Regions from separate parts of the Homo sapiens genome. Here region 2 is linked to region 1. Evidence: read pairs that join two places in POLR2A ChIA-PET (ENCODE). Cell type or tissue: K562. All regions are shown on one strand. Each heading gives the region's core, and the rest is flanking DNA. Links, peaks and the distances in the headings are about the cores only.

Region 1 (4,385 bases), core at 189-4,188:
AATAAGAAAAAAAAAAAAAGGAAGAAATTAGCAGGACACGGTGGTGTGTGTCTGTAGTCCCAGCTACTCAAGAGACGGAGGCAAGAGGCCTGCTTAAGCCAGGGAGGTAGAGGCTGCAGCGTGCTGTGATTTCACCACTGTATTCAGCCTGGGTGATACAGTGAGATCCTGTGTAAAAAAAAAAAAAAAAAAAAAGCCCATTTAGGCTGGGCATGGTGGCTCACGCCTGTAATCCCAGCACTTTAGGAGGCCGAGGTGGGTGGATCACCTGAAGTCAGGACTTTGAGACCAGCCAGGCCAACATGGTGAAACCCCATCTCTACTAAAAATACAAAAATTAGCCAGCTGTGATGGCGGGCACCTGTAATCCTAGCTACTTAGGAGGCTGAGGTATGAGAATCACTTGAACCTGGGAGGCGGAGGTTGCAGTGAGCTGAGATCACTCCACTACACTCCAGCCTGGGTGACAGAGTAAGACTTTGTCTGGGAAAAACAAACAAATAACAACAAAAATAAATAAAAACTAAAAACAAAACAAAAGCCCATTTAAAAATGCTTTTAGGGGAGCAGGGTGTGAGGTTCCAAAAAATAATAAATAAAAATGCTTTTGCTGGAATTTTTGCTATCAGGATTAATATAATAAACAGGTATTACAGCAGAATGAAGCAAATCGACTTGAATACTATTATTCACATTTTATGTGGGATTGGCTATTACTTTTTCCTTTTAGCTTTAGACCCTTTTTTGACTCAACACAATACCGAATTTCAAATTCTCATGATCCCCCTACCTACTATACCAGGATAAAGCAGGACACTAAGCCGGAAATGGACCCTTGGAGATGTGGTTCTGCTCATCTCTAAGTGGGCAGGAAGGGTAAGAGTGAGTGAGTGAGAGTGTGTGTGTGTGTGTGTGTGTGTGTGTGTGTGTCAGGGGACAAGACGGAAATTCTTTTTCTTTTTTTTTGAGGCGGGGTCTTGTTCTGTCACCCAGGCTGGAGTGCACTGGTGCGGTCATAGCTCACTGCAGCTTCTAACTCCTGACCTCCCAAAGTGTTAGGATTACAGGCTTCATCCATCACGCCTGGCCAGAAATTCTTACGCATTGTGAGGTCCTATTTACTAAGGTAAGTAGCAAGAGTTCTTTTGAAACTATTATTGATTCTCTTTTAAGGTCAAGTTTTTGGACTTAATTCCCAGCTGTACTAGACCCAATGTGTCATTTCCAACCCTCTTGCTCTCCTCCCTAATGCCACAATTGTCCATTCGTGGTAAAATAAGTGGTACATGAAAGTGAGGAAACTATTGTATAAAGAATACTGACGAGGAGCCAGGCAACAAGGCTGAGTCTCAGATCTCTTACTAGGTACGTGACCTGGGACATCTGACCAGCTGAGACTCAGTTTCCCTGAGTAATTTCTGTAACATTCTCACTCCATTTAATAGTGACACCTGGGGATCAACAGGACTCACGGAACTCATTTAATCCTGCTCCGTAACCTATAGTCTACCACAAACACAGCTTTTACTTATAGCAAACATCACAATTTAAAAATTCACCATTTTCCACTTAGGCTTCAGTACTTCATTGAATGAGGGTGTTACCCTCATTTTATAGAAAAAGTGAGAAACTAAGTGACTGCAATGCACAGCTAAGTCACAGCAGGTAGAATTCAAACCTCTGCCCTCAGTCTGGGGCTGTTCTGGCGCCCACATCTGCAGGCAGCCAAAGAGCTTTTGTTATCCCTCCCCCATGGCTGCGGCACAAAATGTACACTGCCTGCCTTCCTCTAGAAAGCACGGGTTATTAACATGCACTCTCTTTCTCTGGAACAAAATGTTTAAATTTAGAGATCTGTGGGTAAACTCCTGATCTTCCAGATAAAATGCCTTATTTCTCAAGTGACTGAAATCCTAAGTGAAAACGTGGGGAATATATAGATAGGTGGCAGTGTGTCAAGAACGAGAGATGCTTCCCTGCTGAACTTCTTCAAGCCCTCTATTGCCTAAGTTGGCCCAATGCCTAGAAAACTAAACAAGTTCAGTCAGAATTGGGGGAAAAGCACACAAAAGCAGGCTAACAGGATCAAAGGCTTATTGGCTTGGTGGTATTTCAGCAAAAAGCCTTGAAAACAGCAGTAGACCATCTGCTGGTCAATCTCTGTAGACAGCCGACAGGCAGAACTTCTGGGTCAGGACAAGTAAGACTGCATGGCCAACAGTGGCATGGAGCCCAGGCTGACGTCCCTTTTCTGGGGGAGATAAAGAGTCACTAGGTATAAGGCCTGGAACCAAATTCCATGCTCTACTAACCAGCAGCAGACAGAACACAGAACTGTAGAAATCTATCAGAAGCTATCAATAATCTCTTTTGACTAAAGATGCTTCTGGTTACATACAATTAGGGAAAGAAGCTGGTCTTCCTGGAGATGAACCACAGAAGTGAACAAGGCAGTATCAGGAGAAAGCAGGACATAGGACAGAGTCTGGCAGCAGGCGGCTTTGCAACTAAGAACAACTATAGGGATCCCCAAGGTTAAGATTATCTGATCACTGGTAATATCTGGGAGTCTCCTAACATTTCTGAAAACCCCCAACAGTTCAGTGCAATAATTTTTTTCCCTTTTTTTTTTTTTTTGGAGACAGGGTCTCGCTCTGTTACCCAGGCTGGAGTGCAGTGACACTATCTCAGTTCACTGCAGCTCAACCTACTGGGCTCAAGCCATCCTCCCACCTCAGCCTCCCAGGTAGCTGGGACCGCAGGCGCAGGCCACAACCCCCTGCTGATTTTTGTATTTTTTTGTAGATAACAGGGTTTTGCCATGTTCCCCAGGCTGGTCTTGAACTCCTGAGCTAAGGTGATCTGCCTGCCTTGGCCTACCGAAGTGCTGGGATTACAGGCGTGAGCCACCATGACCAGCTGCAAATTGACATCTTAAAGGAGGCATACACTTAACACCCAGTGACTGAAGAAGATGCTACTTAAAACGGATACTCCATTTAAAAAAAGGAAAAAAAAAAGGGGGGGGGGGTGGGGGGGACCTTGTTACAGATCCAAACATAAACAGCTTAGTGCTTTCATGAGAAAGTTTTACAATAAAACCCATAAAGTAGCTGGGTGCAGTGGCTCATGCCTATAATCCCAGCACATTGGGAGGTCGAGGCAGGAGGATCACTTGAGCCCAGGAGTTACGAGACCAGCCTGAGCCACACAGTGGGACCCCATCTCTATTTAAAAACAAAAAAACAGCCGGGCACAGTGGCTCACATCTGTAATCCCAGCACTTTGGGAGGCCGAGGCGGATGGATCACCTGAGGTCAGGGGTTCTGGACCAGCCTGGCCAACATGGTGAAACCCTATCTCTACTAAAAATACAAAAACTAATAGGGTGTGGTGGGGCATGCCTGTAATCCCAGCTACCTGGGAAGCTGAGCAGGAAAATCGCTTGAACCCAGAAGGTGGAGGTTGCAGTGAGCAGAGATCGCACTACTGCACTCCAGCCTGGGCAACAAGAGGGAGACACTGTCTCAAAAAAAAAACAAAAAACAAAAAAAAAACAAACAAAGAACAAAAAAAGCCCAATAAAGTCACTAAAGTTCTCCAATATGTTCCTTCTTCAAAAATCTCAACCCCTCCCCACTATTTCTACTGACAACCAGTGCAAAACACAATATGAAGAATCCCTAGACTATCAGGCATCATCTATAATCTCTCCAGTTTAATGGTGCTTCTGGGAAGTCCATTTCCTAAAACCAAACTCTCTACCACCTTTTCCATCCATACCTTAAGTCTTTAGTTACAGAGGTGCCTTCCCACCTGGATGCCAGCAACCTAGATATCCACACTACAGAATCTAACACTCTGAACATGTTTGTGTAATTAAATGTGGCCTCCAAGTTACCAAGACTCTTGTTCCTCCACCCTCTTTGTGAGGCTTGGCACTTTTTGTTTTTTTTGGAGACAAGGTCTCACTTCGACCACCAGACTGGAAGGCAGTGGCGTGATCACAGCTCACTGCAGCCTCAATTTCCCGGGCTCAGGTGATTCTCCCACCTCAGCCTCTCGAGTAGCTGGGACTATCGGCATGTACCACCACACCTGGCTAATTTTTAAATTTTTTGTAGAGACAAGGTTTTGCCATGTTCCCCAGGCTGGTCTCGAACTCCTGACCTCAAGTGATCTGCCCATCTTTGTCTCCCAAAGTGCTGGGATTACAGGCATGAGCCACTGTGCCCGACCGAGGCTTGGCACTTCTAAGCACAACCTCCTGCCTGGGTTTCATGACTAGAGAGGCAAAAAACACTCCAAAGAGTACCTGTGGTAGGAAAATAGGCAAGATTTTAAACTTTAAATGGAGAGATTAAGGTAGGAAGAGAAAGGCTGAC
Region 2 (4,385 bases), core at 296-4,295, 390 kb after region 1:
GGAGGGTCTTCAGAACACAGGGTCCTGTGTTTATAGGAAAGGAGACAAAAGAGGCAGTTAACCAATTATTTTCTAAAATGAAAGCCCTTCAGCCTATAATCCTGCCTCTTTTCCATCTTCCCTGTACCCTGCTCTGGTATGTTCAGTCTTACCTGATTACACTGTTATTAAAAATATTGGGTAAGACAGTCTAAAGAAACAAGCGGGAAAAATGTATATTTATAAAATATATAATAGATATATGTAATAGATGTCTAGATATATATAATAGATACATAGCTATATATATAAATTATCAATATCTATAGACATCTATATATTATAGATCTATATCTATATATTATACATAGGTAGATAGATAGCTAGAAAGAGAGAGAGAAGTAGATGCCATGGTCCCCTGGGCTTGACCCTGCATATAAAACCATACATAACCAGTTGGTTTTGGGCTGCCAGAAAAGCCTGAGCCTGGAAAGTCAAGAGTATAGTGGGCTGGAGGCCAATGTGAGAAGCTGAGCCTGGGAAGAATGGGGGAAAGACTCCACCCCAAGACAGAGACCAGAGAAGTGAGGAAGACAAGAGCCAAGAAGGTGTCAGGGAAGTGGGCCCATACTACGTGCTGAGCTTAAGCCCCGTCAGCAAGGACCAGGGTTTGGGCTTATTCAGGCCTGGCCCAGCCCCAGGGTGTGAGAAACAAGGCCCAGAGGTTTGGCTCTCAGAAGGGTGACCCCAGGAAGGGGCCGGGGTGTGAGGGACATGTGCCATCCTGCTAGCAGGAAGTCTCCTGCTCTTTGCTGCTTGCCTGACTCTAGCCTACCACCCCACACTTCCACCCAGGACAGACAGCTGGGGGTGGGGAGACACTGTCCTGGAAGGCACTGGACTACCTGTTTCCCTGGACCTCCTCCCCAGAAATGGGGCCCTGGCAGGATTGGACAGGTGAAGTGGCTGAGGAGGCTAGAGAATGTGGACCATTGGCCGGGCACAGTGGCTCACACCTACAATCCCAGCACTTTGAGAGGCAGAGGCAAGTGGATCACTTGAGGTCAGGAGTTCAAGACCAGCCTGGATGACATGCTGAAACCCTGTCTCTACTAAAAATACAAAAATTAGCCAGGCATGGTGATGCACGCCTGTAACCTTAGCTACTCAGGAGGCTGAGGTAGGAGAATTGCTTGAACCCAGGAGGCAGAGGTTGCAGTGAGCCAAGACTGTGCCACTACACTCCAACTTGGGAGACAGAGCAAGACTCCATATCAAAAAAAAAAAGAAGGTGGACTATTTAACCTTCAGGACCCTTCCCCAAATGGATGCAGGTGTCCTGGAAGGAGAGGGACATTCTCTGCTCTCTTGGGATTACAGCATGCAAGGAGGCAGGACAGCGTGGTGGGCCTGACCTTTCTGGGTCTGTGCTGCTTCAGCCTGTGTTGGCCAGTGCATACCCAACCTTATACCTGGGTGTGTAAGCAGTTACCAGGTGTAACATGTTTTCCCTTCCCGTTTATCTTTATAGCACTCTGCCCCTCCCCTTTCTTAGCACTGTGAAAGTTGTGATTCCACATTCATTTGTGAGCTTTTTCTGACTCGTCTGTCTGTCTTCCCGTCTGCCCCACTGGGCTGGAAGGAAGGGAAGGCAGAGGCAGTGTCTAATTCCTCCTAGGTCCTCTGCATCTGAAACCAGCCTGGTCATGAATGTTCAAAGAATGAGCTGTTCTATATGTGTGTGATTCGAGGGGATCCCTGACGGGGGTGGCTCTGGGGTAGGTGTGTTCTTCTAGGGTCCCAGAATCTTCCAGGCCAAGGGAGGGAGATGCGGCTGTGCCTGAATGGGGGTGGGGTGGTAGGCTGCTGAGTCACTGTGTGGGAAGAGATCAGGAGGAATGTGGGTTGCCCTCAGCTGAGCTGGCCCTGGACAAGATACCCCAGCCCTCAGGCCTTGCTGCCCCTTCTCAGGCCTGTTCCCAGTAGGCCCTGGAGAAGATGACTCTGCTCCCAGGGAGGGGAAAGTGGCCAGGCCTGCCCAAGGCACCCTGGGGAGGGCAGGCAGCCAGGCAGGAAGTGGGACAGAGAACAGGCTGGAGTGTTTGTCCTATGTCCCAGGTCCCAGGCGGGGGTGGGCGGGGGGGGGGGTCATCCAAGGGCCCCACAGGCTAAACTGTGGGGAAGGAGCCAGGTCAGGCTCTGAGGCAGGCGCAAGGGTTGCTAAACAGAGGTAGGGGTTGAGGCAGGAGCTGGACTCCCTTTTTCTCCAGGGGACCAAGGCCAGTTGGAAGCCCTTGGGCAGGGTCCAGAAGAGGGCAGGGCTGACCAAACAGCAGGACAAATGTTGGAATTGACATGCCCAGTAAGATGGAGACCAGAAGACACCCTGCCTCTCCAGAGGTGGGCTCTCCCTGGGCCAAGGCATCTCAAGGGCCAGAGCCACTTAAGTCAAGGAGACTTTGCTGAACCTGCATATCTGCACTGTGCAATGGAGGGAGGTGTCTGGGAGAGGTAGAGTGCCACCCTCCGACTCACAGGAGTCACCTCCCTCAGGCTTCTCTACAGGCACTTCTCAAGGGGCTAAGTGCCATGCCTTGTGGCGGGGGAGGAGAGCCCGGGGAGGGAAACATGGACACGTGGATGGAGCATGTGCCTGCTTGTTACAAAGGCAGGCTTTGGGGTCCTACTGTAGACTGAGTCAGACTCTTAAGTGTTTTGTTTTGTTTTGTTTTTTGAGACAGAGTCTCACTCTGTCTCCCAGGCTAGAGTGCAATGACATGATCTCGGCTCACTGCAATGTCTGCCTCCTGGATTCAAGCAATTCTCCTGCCTCAGCCTCCCCAGCAGTAGCTGGGATTACAGGCACCCGCCATCATGCCTGGCTAATTTTTGCATTTTTGTAGAGACGGGGTTTCACCACGTTGGCCAGGCTGGTCTAGAACTCCTGACCTTAGGCGATCCACCCTCCTCAGCCTCCCAAAGTGCTGAGATTACAGGCGTGAGCCACCACGCCTGGCCTAAAGTTAGTTTTTTAATAGGCCCCTTGGGTGTCTCTGAGGTCCAGCTAGGACCATTGTAACTGTAGCCCACTTTGGGAGAGGCCAAAGACCCTGAAATCTGGTGGGACTGGGAAGTCTATGGATCAGACCCTGTCTTCACCCTCTTACTCACTGAGACACACACACACACAGACACACTCTCCCGGGTGGGTTTGCACCTCCCAGCCATCTTAACACTTTCTTTCTGGGGCTTAATGCTTTGTGACTATAGCTTATCACCCCACAGGGCTGTGAGCTTCCTCGAAGGCAGGAACTTCCTCCCATCTTCTCTCCATTCCCCTTCCTCATCTGTGTTTATTAGCTCAACAAGTCCTAGTGAGTGCTTACTGTGTGTCAGGTGCTATGCCAGGCTCTATAGATACAGCAGGGAGCAAGACAGACGGAGTGCCTGAACGCAGAGAACGCAGCTAGAGGAGACCAGTGGCTCGGATATTAGAATGCTGTGTGGAAGGTCTCGAAAGGGAGCATACACACAGGGTGGAGTGGGTTGCATAGCAACCTAAAGAATAGGTAGGTATCAGCCAGGAGAGGAGATGGTACAAACAAAGGCCAAGAAAGCCTGGTGCCTGACACAGATGGGCTTTGCACATAGTAGGTGCTTGAGAAGCAACTGCTGAAGGAATGCACAGCTGTAGTGCAGACCCTGTGTCTCTCTGCCACCCTTCAAGTGGTAGGTAAGAGGTCAGGGGTCTTCATACATTCGCCTGCCACCTCTTCCTCAGTCTCACAGCTGTTCCCTTTGCCCCCAGTTGGAGGATTGTGCTCTGCAAGTGTCTCCCTCCGGATACTACCTGGACACCGAGCTGTCCCTGGAAGAGCAGCGGGAGATGCTGGAGGGCTTCTATGAAGAGATCAGGTCAGAACTGATGGGGCCAGGGAGGCAAGGTTACCCCCACCCTTGCCAGGGGCTAGCTCAAATGTCAGCAGCTGAGACACTCGATCACTAGCCTGAGCCATGGGTCACCTCCTGCCCCAGGGAAGTGTGCCAGGGGAATTCTAAAGCCTGGCCAGTGTTACCTGCTGCCCAAGGTGGGAGTTAGGGGCTCTCCCACATACCTGAGATACATGTGTTTGCACCAACCCTCTTGTCCGACCAACCCTTGGGTTCTTGGAGGAGCAGCTGGGAGGAACAAGCTGGGCTGGGGCTGGCATGGGGAGGTCTTTGGCTCCCTTGGCTTGTGGGGAGGAATGCTGAGGGATAGGCTGGGAGCTGCTAACAGAGATCCTTGATTCCAGCAAAGGGCGGAAGCCCACGCTGATCCTTCGGACCCAGCTCTCTGTGAGGGTCAACGCTATCTTGGGTGAGTGTGTGAGAGCATCCATGTCCAGCAGCACCTCCTCCCCATA

What was found. ChIA-PET counts read pairs that join two places held together with the same protein. Peaks named below come from ENCODE experiments on the same cell type or tissue, not always from the same donor. Only the 100,000 strongest peaks of a DNase experiment are listed, where the experiment ranks them.
Region 2: POLR2A ChIA-PET joins it to region 1 with 5 read pairs; 2 of 35 experiments call an interaction of 5 or more read pairs at or near these places.

Annotation. Positions count from the first base shown.
Region 1 is chr16:67,630,327-67,634,711 of GRCh38, reverse strand. The region is part of intron 10 of CTCF (CCCTC-binding factor); the gene reads right to left. Among named protein-coding and RNA genes, the nearest start is that of CARMIL2, 13 kb to the left of the region's middle. In K562, for the core only: no CTCF peak of the experiment used is centred there; no DNase peak of the experiment used is centred there.
Region 2 is chr16:67,238,857-67,243,241 of GRCh38, reverse strand. It overlaps FHOD1 (formin homology 2 domain containing 1), which reads left to right. Exons shown (of 22, transcript NM_013241.3): 2 at 3,788-3,894; 3 at 4,275-4,339. Among named protein-coding and RNA genes, the nearest start is that of FHOD1, 6.4 kb to the left of the region's middle. RefSeq lists enhancers at 301-973, 974-1,647. In K562, for the core only: no CTCF peak of the experiment used is centred there; a DNase peak (open chromatin) is centred at 1,881.